Regions from separate parts of the Mus musculus genome. Here region 1 is linked to region 2. Evidence: chromatin contacts called from ENCODE Hi-C or POLR2A ChIA-PET data. All regions are on one chromosome and are shown on one strand. Each heading gives the region's core, a stretch centred on a gene start or an enhancer-like site at or near the end of the contact. The rest is flanking DNA. Distances are from core to core; before and after follow the strand shown. Region 1 holds the start of Zfp607a (zinc finger protein 607A). Region 2 holds the start of Zfp60 (zinc finger protein 60).

Region 1 (5,847 bases), core at 2,402-4,901, 130 kb after region 2:
AATCAATAAGTGTCATTGTCACAGGTCATCCAGAACTTCATGGGGTTTAAAGGGAGCTCAGCATTGATGCAGATGGAAGGCAGCAACCCAGGCTGTTTAATTACTACAGGCACACTTAAGATTCCTTAGACTGAGGTATGTCTGACTTGAGGTTTTATATTGCTGTGACAAGACAATGACCACAGCAACTCTTAAGTGGGGCTTGCTTACAGTTGGGAGGTTTAGCCCATTATCATTGTGTTGGGAAGCATGGCAGCACTCAGGCACACGTGGTTCTGGAGAGGTTACTAAGAACCTCTGGACCCAAGGCAGCAGGGAGACAGAGACACTAAGCCTTGCTTGAGCTTCTAAAAAGTACAAGCTCACCCCTGTGACACCTTTCCTCCCACAGAGCCCCACATACTCCTCTCAGGCCACATTCCCAATAATGCCACTCCCTATGAGTCTGATTTTTATTCAAAGCACCACAAGGTGTGACATTATTTAAAACATAAGATCCAGCCAGGTGATGATGCACACCTGAATTTTAGCACTCAGAAGGCCAGCCTGGTCTACAGAGAAAGTTCTAGAACATCCAAGGCCACCCAGAGAAATCCTTGTTTCAAGAAAACCAACCAAACAAAACCAAGCAATAATAATAAAACCCCATGCGAGAACATGACAGAAGTATGAAAACCAATGTTCATTGTGGAGAGGGGCAGTAACTCAGATCTAGAAGAGGATGGGTGTGAAGTGAGGATCAGGAAGGGGGAAGGGAATGCAGGGATTTCTCAACACATGGCCGCTGTCACCTTCAGAAGCAGGACAGAAGACTATTTGAAAAGAGAGAGATGCATCTTTGTGTGAGGAGGATGAAGTTATGTATCGCAGGAGACAAAGGCGGAAAGAGCTGAGAACTGAGGATGGACAGAACCCCAGCAGGGATTCCAGCAGGAATTTGTAGCTAATGAAACATTGATGGTGCACATTCATCTCCCTAGTTATGTATCCAGCTACCCCAAATTCCACACAGCAGCTATACAGAAAAGGGGAGCCCAATTACCTAATTTGTTCCCCATGAAGGATAAGGGGTAGCACTAAGAAAAGAACTGTGACACAGGAGAGATGGAGCAGACCAACCAGAATCACACTGTGGAGAGAAAGGAGGACAGAACACATTGGCATGGCAGAAGGCTAAGCATCTTTATAAGTGATCCAAAAGCCAGTGAAACAAAACCCAAGCTTTGCAGAAGCAGTTACCTGGGTTGGGCTGGGGACTCCTTGCCTACAGTGTCTGCATTAGTAATCAGCCTGTTGGATATCTTAAAATAGATGGAGTCTTTATTTTTTTTATAAGTGCTGGTATTTATATTTTTCAAAAAATAGCATGAAAAAAAGGAAGCTTTAAACAGAAACATCTTCAGGTGATGAGCATTTCTGCCACAGGTGTGTGGACAGGAACACACAGTCACCCTGATTCCATTTAAGTTTAACTGTCTCCATTTTTATTCACTTGCATTCATAGGTGATGATGCTGTCCAAATCAACTCTGCTCTGTTGCTTTTCTGGATTTCTTCTGTCAGTTATTGAGGCTGAAAACTTATGTATGCGATACTGGATTTGGTTGTTATTTCTTATTGTTCTAGTATGTTTTCCCCGTCTTCGTGTTATAAAGGTGTGGTATTAGGAGTATACTCAGAGTTTATTTTAGTTTGCTTGTTTTGGTTTTGGTTTTTGGTTTTTCGAGACAGTTTTCCTGTGTAGTACTGGTTGTCCTGTAACTCACTCTGTAGACCAGGCTGGCCTTGAACTCACAGACATTCTCCTGGCTCTGCCTCCCTAGGCCTTGGATTAAAGGCATGTGCCACCATAATCTGAGTGTATTTTAGTTCTTAGGGTTTCACTGGGTAGCCCTCGGTGGCCTCTTCTCACAGACATGCAGCTGGCTGTGCCTCCCCATTGCTGGGATAGAAGGCATTGCTACCACGCCCAGCCATGTTTACTGTCACTTGATGACTGACTTGCCCTCTTTATTATCACTGGCAATGTCCTTTGGCCCAAAATCTGCCTCGACTTTAAAATCAAATTTAGTCTCCTTTTGACTATGTGAGGATGGTCACTTTGAATCTGCTGGAGTATTTATCTTTAACATTTTTTCTGTAGTAAACACATGGCTGGGTCTGACTTGTTTTTCAATCTAATGTGACAAACCTATACTTCGGCGTTTAGATAATTTACATTTTACTGCGGTTACTTTTATTACTAGCGTGGTCTAGTCTCGTCAACATTTGTTTACTCACATTCTGGAAAATTCGTGTAAATACAGGAGACAACAAAAGTAGTTTTGAAAGTTCAATAGTGTCACGTTACAATAAATAGGGTTTTCTAAAAACACGTGTATGTTTTTGTTTAGGCTACCTGGACATGCTAGTCCTTCATCCACTCAGTCCAACATGATGTAAGTGACTGCCTAATGGGCACAGCTCTGTTGATGCATACCGATCTGGCTCTCACTCACATTCTCCCGTCTAGATAACAGATGCTATGGTCTGACTCCCCTGCTCCCCAGCATAGCTGCAGCCATTCTGTTCTATGCCTGCCAGCTATTTCACAGTGTTGCTGTAACATGCCTGCCAGTCACTGACATAGAGAAGTGACTGAGCTCAGGGACACGCTGGCCACATACCCTGTTTTGTTCTGTGTGCTCTCAATGATCTGTATGAGGTTTGCTTATCTTATTTCACAAAGCTGTATGTAGGACCCATTGAATCAAAGGTAAATAGCAACTGTTATGTCTAAAATATCTTGAGTAAAGCTGACCACTGGGCAGCTCTTCCTGTACCTGCATATGAGCTCAGTGTTTTTTTTTTTTTTTTTTTTTTTTTTTTTTTTTTTTTTTTTTTTGGGGCTGACATTGAAGAATGCTGCTAATAAGCCAAAAAGTTTTAATACTCATGTTCTGTTATCTCACTGTTCTGAAATTCCCCAGTTCACCACCCATCCACCCCCCACCTTACTCAGGTCCTATCAGCTTAAAGGTTGCTAAAAATATACTTTGCCTAGGAAGCCAACAGCTCCCCTCCCTGCCCTTTAAACGTTTGAACCTGGTTTCTCATATAAAAAGCCTACCCTGAGAGCAGACCAGTACTACAATTAGGCTCCCGAGTCCTTTTTGCAGTCCTGAACTCCAGTATTATGGTACGTGTTTAATACACTAGTCTTGCTTAACTGAGATTGGTGTATGTATATAAGGTTTGAGTGGCGACTTCCTGAACTCCAACACAGCGACAATGAACCCTGGGAGTGTCTAGAACTTCTGTTTCTCTCTGAAATCGCTAAACTACCCACGTTCAAACCCAACAATTCTTTAGTTCAGTCTTTTCCAATTTACCATAGTCCCCACCAGAGCACAGCGAGGTGGAATCCCACTCAGTCTCAAGCAAAGATACAGCCAATTACAGCCTGATTTGATCTTACTTCTTTTGAACTTTAAAACTTCAGTTTGTCTGTCAGCTCCACAGGAGAGAAAATCAGTTACTAGTAGAACCCGGAACTATTTTGATCACAGGAGGGAGCCTCCCCTTTAAAGTCGGGGAGTACCCCCCTCCCCCTGGGAACTCTCACAAGCCACAGGACGCAGCTCTCAAATGGGCTGGGCCAAGTTGCATGCTGGGATCTCTCTGGAGCCCTGGGCTTCTCGGATCTCCGGTAGCGAGGGCTGTAGTTTTCAGGGCCACCATGGCAAGAAGTAGTGGATAGGCTCTGGGTGTCCTGGTGCCGCTAATGCGGAAAGTCCGATCTTTCTGGTCGGAGGAAGAAATCTCTAGTTGGCTTCGGTCTCCACGTAAGGCGGGAACCAGCCGGCTGGGTGTGGATGTGGACCGCGGTGTGGGGTGGTTGTGTATTTATGTGTGGGGGGACGGTGCTGCTGCAGGTGGTGGTGGTGGTGGTGGTGGTGGTGGTGTGTGTGTGTGTCTGTCTGTCCGAGTGTGCACACTTTGAGCTCTCTGCATTATCTCTGTCACCCAGTGTCACCCGGCTTGTTGCTCTCTGCTCCTACTTTCTCCCCTGGCCACAGGGGCTGAAGCAGAGGACCAAGCTTCTGAGAGAAGAGTCCGCACTGAAGGGAAGCTTTCCCTGAGGCCCAGAGTTGAGCATGGGAGGAGCATTTCAGGCCGGAAGAGTCTCCAGGGTTGCTTAAGAGAGCAGGCAGCTACTTGTTGAGCCCCAGGACTTTCCCAGAGCCCTATCCTAGCCACGTGAGTGTTGACAGAGTAGCAGAAAGTGCTCCCTGAGGATGCTCTCAGATATAGTCTGGGATCTCGCGCTTATTCAGGCTCCGTGCCTCAGCCATTACAAAGGAGGGCTGAAGTAGAATAAGGACTTTATTGCTGCACATCAAAGATTAAAGAATGAGCTTGTGCTTTGTTTGAAAATGAGGTTTTAGTTTTAGAATATGGAATTGTCAGTAACTGAAGGAGGGACAGGCAAATTGATACCTCCACCATTGTGTCCCTTACATTGTCCCTTCCCTTTCCACTTAGTATTCGCATTATCCTTCCAATGACATCCCTTGACATCGTCTCTCTACAATCACTTCTTTTTCTGAACAAATTATAGATAGGAGTCTCCAGAGGTTAGCGTTAGGGCTTTTACATCCCGATCTGTTAAATTGGCGCCTATTTCAATGGCATCACTCATCCTATCTTTACAGGCCTGCCTCTCAAAGCAGCAGAAAACTGCAGGTGGTTGACTATGTCTGTTCACCATTTCAGCTGGGAAAGTGATAGCACTGAATTTGGCATCTTTGAGAGCTAGTGATTTTCTGAGTGTGTGTGTGTGTGTGTGTGTGTGTGTGTGTGTGTGTAATGGGTAACACTGGCCAGATCCAGATGAGCAATGCCGTCCGTGGCTGATAGTGGGTGTGGATCTGTGGTATCAGGTTGAAGTCTTGGTTCTGTCCCCTCAGGCTCTCCAGGCCTGTCAGGAACCTTAGGATGCCTGTGGTGAAGCCTGTTAGTGCAATGCCGCCATATCCTAAGGGCCTGGTGTGCTTTAGTTGTTGCTCTGTGAGGCCATCTTGGGTTCATTCCCCTCAGTGTTCTGCAGGACAAGGGAGTGTGAGAAACAATGCGATTGCTGGGCAGTGGTGGTGCACACCTTTGATCCTAGCACTTGGGAGGTAGAGGCAGGTGAATTTCTGAGTTCCAGGCCAGCCTGGTTTACAGAATGAGTTCCAGGACAGCCAGGGCTACACAGAGAAACCCTGTCTCTACAAAAAAAAAAAAAAAAAAGCGGCCCAGGTGCAGGGCGAGCTGGAGCTCAGGGTGGAAGATGGGTCCCTTCTGCTGGCCTCTTCTGGAGGAGTTCAAGGCAGACATGTTTGTGCCCTGCACTCCCACACTGCCCCCTTGGCCGTGGGTTGTCTGGGTTAGGGGGGGATTGGCTTTGTGTAGACTCCTGTGTGCTTCCAATTTGTGTGTGGGAGGCTGTGAGCGGTGGGAGGGGAGAGAGTGAGTGGGGAGGCTTGAGAAATAAATGTAGTCGATGACATCACAGTGACAGAAGTCAGCCTGGGAACATCAAGTCACAATGCAGTGAATGGCTTTCTTTTTGTCCCCCAGGAGAGGAAGCCTGAAGAAGAATGGCCAGCTCCAGTTCTCAACACATGGTCTGTGTAAGTTGACAGTTTTCTCTTTGACATAGGGTGACTTCAGGTTATGTGACTCCTGCCCTCTTTCCCTCTTGAAGCTTCCCAAGGATCCGGATTCCCCCAGCCCAGTCTGCCCCTTTCCAGTGAGGGCTGGCAGGTCTGAGCACTTCCTGTCTGTGCCTCTTCCCAGCGTGCACTGCGGTTGACTTTGAATG
Region 2 (5,781 bases), core at 1,251-3,750:
ATACACCAGCAGTCCAGCTCAGCAGCGTTGGCATAGCAAACATGAATCAGCAGAAACAGCCAGGTCTGCAATGCATTGTTGGTCTTTAGTCTTGGCTGATCGTCGTTTCTTTGAGTCACTAGGAGCAGCCAGGATCAACAGGGGTGCCAGGAGAAGGTCTGTGTTGTGCCTCTCTCAAAGAATTGAAGATCAGTCAAGACTAGAGACCAACAATGCATTGCAGAGCTAGCTGGGCAAGACCCTGTCACTGTCTGTTGGGTCCAAACATCTCCAAACATCATGCGTCCTCCACGGGTCTTGCCTCACACCCATGTTCCTTAGCACATGAGTCTGTTTTAGCAAAACTCGAAGTGAGTCTGTATCAGCTGACATCACTCTGCTAATTGGCCTGAGTCCTTGGAAGTGGCAAGAAGCTGCCAGAACACCACCAGGAGTCTTGGTGCGTATCTCTCTATGGAGTAATGACAGATGGAGCTTAGCTATGCAGTGTAAGGTGAGACAATACATGCGTGTTGCTAGGGAAGAATCCTTCATCACATGTCCTTTCGGGTGCTTGCTTTAGCAAAAACTCCTTTCACCTGTATCTGCTTCAGAAAAACACTCCTTCATGTGTTTGCCCCAGCCAATCACCATCCTACACAACTGATTTTTCAAAGAAACCATAAGTTTCCACTTATTAGTCCCAGAACATTCTGCAGGCAGGACAAACTGTAGGTCTTTTGGTTTGCCACACAAACCATTATGAACCAATGTGGTCTACAAAGTGAGTTCCTGGATGGCCAGAGCTGTTACACAGAGAAACTGTCTTGAAAACAAAACAAAACAAAACAAAACAAACTGAACTTCATTTGATGAATTGCTACTTTGTCATCAATGGCAATGTTCTTTGTCCCCCAATCTGCCTCAACTTTAAAATCAATCTAATTCTTCTTTTGACTATTGTGAGGATGGTCACTTTGTTTTGTTTGTCTTTTGTTACAAGGTTTCTTCGTGTAGAGACTGCTGGTTCTGTAGACCAGGCTGGCCTTGAACTCTTAGAAATCTGGTATTAAAGGCATGTGCCACCACTGCCCGCCTGAGGATGGTCACTTTTAATCAGCTAGAGTATTTATCAACGTATTTTCTGTAGTTAACATCTGGTTGAGACTGACTTATTTCAAATCTAATCTGTCTATACTGTAGGCGTTTAGATCATTTACAAAGCGTCTAATATGTTTAGTGGTCCTAATAGGATTATCATTAACCTTGACACTAGTTTTCTCTCATGTTCTGGAAAAATATGTGTAAATATAAATAATAAATAAATGTGGTTTTGAAAGCTCATGTTGAAAGACTCCGAGAGGAGCCCCTTGCTCAGGCCTCAGGACAATAGCGGACACCCAAGAACTCACAAGAGACCAAGCTTGATGCAAACCACATGAGGCTTTATTCGGGGAAAGCCAGAGCTCTGGGGACGACTCATATCCCACGCAGGGGTAGAGGAGTCGACCCCAAGGGGAAAGAGGTCCCAGTTTTTATAGGCCCTCAGGGGGGGAAGGAGAAGGGGGAAGTAGGGGATTTCCAGATCTAAACAATGTTTATTCTCAAGAAATGGGTATGGGAGGGGTCCAAGGGAAGAGTCTGGTGCAGGTGTAGGAACTCTAGATTGGCCGGGCTGTTGTTGCTGGGGAGATTTTCTGACTCTTTTTCAGCAACCAATATCACAAACACCTGGCAATGGGCTTCATCAGTGGGCACACACATGGGTTCAAGGAACGGTCAAAACATTGGCAGACACACGGGTTCAAGGAGTGGCCAGAGCATTGTGCACCTCTATTTTTCTAAATCAGTGAAGCTAGTTCTGCTAACAGTGACATCTATCTTGCCAATTTCAGGGCTTGTGTGACCTTTTACATTCTGTCAGGATCTTTCAATGTCATGTTACACTAAGTACGTTTTCCCTACATAAACAAGGCATACGTCGGTGGTTGTTTACATACGTCGGTGGTTGTTTAGATACTTCCACATGCTAGTCATTCACCTTTCAAAATGGGCGCAGTTCTGTTGATATTTATCCAACTAGTCCTCACTCACGTTTTCCTATCTAGATAACAGGGACACTGACTCTCTGAACATCTGGCTGTCTGAAATCGCTGATATAAACTACCACGTTTAAAACCAACCAATTCTTTAGTTCAGTGTCTTCCAATCTACCATAGTCCCTACTAGAGCACAGCAGGTGGAATCCCTCTTGGTGCAAAGTGTAACCACGCCAGTTATATCCGGATTTGATCACGCTTCCTATTCTGTCCGGGGGTGGGGTGGGGGGTCTGGGAGACAGAACACGACGTCTCCCACAAACCACTGGCATAGCTCTCAGATGGCCTGGCCTAAGTTGTGTGCAGTGATCTCTCTGAACTACAGACCGCTAGGCTTCATCGAGTTGAGCACTCGGCACTACATTTCCCAGGGGCTACCGCGGCGGAAGTAAAGCAACTTCCGGTGCCCTGGCGGCGCTATAGCGGACGGTCGGGTCTTTCTGGTCTGAGTAGGGAATTGCTTTGTGTCTTCGGTCTCTGCAGAGTAAGGCCGGGAGTCCGGGTGTGGGTGTGGACGGTGGGGTGGATGGATGTTGATGCGTGTGTGAGTGTTTAGGGACGGTGCTGTGTGTGCGCGCGCGCGTCTCTGCGTACGCACCTTGAGCTATTTGCATTATCACCGTGCTTGTCGCTTTCTCTCGCGGCCACCAGCAGAGGACCAAGCTTCACTGAGGAGAGGTGAGGGGCGGAGTCTGAAGGGAAGCTTTCCCTGTGGTTCAGATTGAGCTTTGTGACGAGCATTTGAGGCCGAAAGTGCCTCCGAGGGTGGCCTACTGGCCTTTTCTCAGAGCTCTAGCCGTGTGAGTGTCGAGGGAAGAGAGGGGAAATGCTCACTGGGGATGCTCTCAAATGTAATCTAGGCTTACTCAGATGTAATCTAGGCTTACTCAGGCTCCCTGCGCAGGCCATTATTCAAAAGGAGGGCTGGAGGAGCGTGAGATCGTTGTTGCTACCCACCGAAGGCTCAAGGGCGAGTTTGCGCTTTCTCTCTGTGCGAGAAATGAGGGTTTTATGTTTAGAATATGGAATTGTCAGTAAATGAAGAAGGAACGTGTAAATTGATACCGCCATCATTGTGTCCCTTACATTGTCCCTCCCCTTTCCAGTTAGTATTCACATTATCGTTTCAATGACCCTTGACATCTTCTGTCTACAATCACTCCCCCCACCTCACCGACCATGTTATAGATAGGAACCGACAGAGGTTAACAAAAGGGCTTTCAAACTCCGATGTGCTAAATCGATTTCTATTTGGATGGTGTCACACGTCAGATGGCCTTAGATCTTCTTACAGGTCTTCATTTCAAAGCAGCGGAAGAGTGGAGGTTTTTGTTTTCTAGTAGATTTTGAGATTGGGAAAGTGGTAGGCTCTCTCCCCCTCCCCTCCCCTCCCCTCCATCTGGGTTGGAGTCTTGGTTCTGTCCCCTCAGGCTCTCCAGGCCTGTCAGGAACCTTAGGATGCCTGTGGTGAAGCCTGTTAGTGCAGTGCCGCCATATCCTAAGGGCCTGGTGTGCTTTAGTTGTTGCTCTGTGAGGCCATCTTGGGTTCATTCCACTCAGTGTTCTGCAGGACAAGGGAGTGTGAGAAACAATGCGATTGCTGGTGGATGTTTAAGAAAGCCACTCAAACAGAAAAGCTAGGCTTTGTGGGGTACAACGAGGCAGAAAGAAGCAGGAAGGGCAATGTGAATTCTGTAGCAGCTTGATCCCCATAACACGTTTCAGGCCAGCTGGCCTACACAGTGAGAACCTATTTCAAAAACAAGGAAGGTGAATATACCATAGAGCAGAGTGTTTTTCCAAATGTTGCGACGAACTGTTTGTATTGTGTAAATCTGTACCGTATTTATGTCCTTTGGGATGACTTAATCTAACTCACATTTTTGGAGTGAGTACACTTAATGTCCACCCTCTCTGTCTTTTCAAAACCATCCATCGAAGTCCATGTTTCATGACACATCTCTGAGCTTCTGTCCGGTAGCTGGAATTCTGTAGCCCTTGATCATCATCCTCCCATCTCTCTCCCTTATGGATCTGCGTCTCCCACTCTTGACGCCTCCGCCACTCAAACCCCACCAACCAGCATCTTGCTGTTCCTAGGAGAAAACAGCTTCAGATTCTACATGACTGAGACCATGGGTATCTGTCATTGTTTAAAGATGAAGTATTTGTCTTCAAAGTTACGTATGTTGGGTTATGTGTCCATGACCACAGGTGCCCCCCCCCCCCGGAAACCAGAGCTATAGGCTTCCCTGCAGCTTGGGTTCCAGGCACTGTAGCTGTCAGGAGACTGAACTCTGTCCTCTGCAAAAGCCATAGCGGCTCTCAGCCCCTGAGCCATCCCCATCCCCCGTGCTTGCCTTCCTCTTTAGCGTATTGCATGTGTGCATCCATATTGTAGTAAATGATTCACTGTGCGTGAGCCCCATCCTCCATGTGCTTGGTCCATTCGTCTGCTGGTGAGGTCGCGTATCACTGCTATGGAAATGATGCTGGAAGAGCGGTGGGAGTGTAAATGTCTCTTGCAGATACTGATGTTATTTCCTTTGTGTGTATTCCCCTCAGCCGTGGGATCCATGGATCAGTGTGAGGTCTGTTTGTAATTGAAAATCTGCCACATTGTTTTCTGCAATGACTGTGAAGTTACATTTCCTCCATGATGTTCTTTTTCTTCTATATTCTCTACATTATGTTTTGTTTTCTGATAATGGTCAGTGTTTTTAAAAAGATTCATATTCATTATTCTCTCTCTCTCTCTCTCTCTCTCTCTTCCTGAGTGTTGTGCCTACATAACCTATGGCTCCTTGTGCATACCTGGTCGTGTAGGTGATCCGAAGAGTGTGTCAAATCCCTTGAAATTGGAGTTAGAACTGGTTGTGAACCACCATGTGGGTGCTGGGAACCCTAGCCTCTGCAAGAGCAACAAGCACTCTAAACAAACCTCTTTGCTAAGTCTCTGGGCTGCTGTAACTGACACTCTTAATGGGCTTGAGGTGGCCTCTCTTTGTGATTTTAATGACTCTCATTCTGATGCTAATTTTTCATATAACTATTAATAGGCCATATTGATGTTCTGTTTGGGTAAGTGTCTATTTCCAGCTTGCCTGTTCCTTAACGAGGAAGTTTCCCAGTCACTGAGTTGTCTGCATTCCTGATGAAGCTGCTGTGCAGGAGTTTAGCTGTCCCCTCCTAGTCCGATGCAGTTTGCAGTTATTCCCTCCCGGTCTCTAGATTATCCTGGTACCATGTTGATTGTTTCCTTGGTGGTGTAAAGGTTTTTAGTTTGATACAAATGGTCGTATTTGTCCATTTTGCTTCTGTTGCTTGTGTTTTTAGAGTAATGCCCAATATGTCCACTGTCCTGGAGGCTTCCCTGTATGTTTCTTCCTAGTGGTGTCAGTTCGTAAATTTTAATCTGTTTTGGGTTGACTTTTGCATGTGGAGTGACTGAAGGTCTAGTGTCATTCTCATGAACGTTAATATTGACTTTTTGCCAGCTCTTCTGATTATAGATGCTGCCTTGGAGCTCATGTAGACCAGGTTGGCTGAGGACTTTGAACAAGCTCCCTGTCTCTGCCTCCCCAGAGCTAGAATTATAGACCTCAGCCACCATATCCAGCAGGACTTCCTGTACTGTTAGCAATGGTCTTTGGGATCACAAACTTTATGAAGCATTGGCAGTTATAAGTGTCACAAGGTCACA

Evidence for each region. A loop is a pair of places that touch in the nucleus more often than their neighbours do. ChIA-PET counts read pairs that join two places held with the same protein, here RNA polymerase II (POLR2A).
Region 1: POLR2A ChIA-PET joins it to region 2 with 12 read pairs in Patski. The contact joins the promoter of Zfp607a here to the promoter of Zfp60 in region 2. A Hi-C loop is called at or near these places in 1 of 37 maps with a recorded cell type or tissue (regulatory T cell). POLR2A ChIA-PET finds 5 or more read pairs at or near these places in 2 of 5 experiments (Patski and embryonic stem cell).

Annotation. Positions count from the first base shown.
Region 1 is chr7:27,856,934-27,862,780 of GRCm38, forward strand. It overlaps Zfp607a (zinc finger protein 607A), which reads left to right and starts at 3,652. Exons shown (of 5, transcript NM_001024726.2): 1 at 3,652-3,823; 2 at 5,604-5,656. The coding sequence starts at 5,624.
Region 2 is chr7:27,728,909-27,734,689 of GRCm38, forward strand. Zfp60 (zinc finger protein 60) reads left to right here and starts at 2,501. Exons shown (of 5, transcript NM_029531.2): 1 at 2,501-2,562.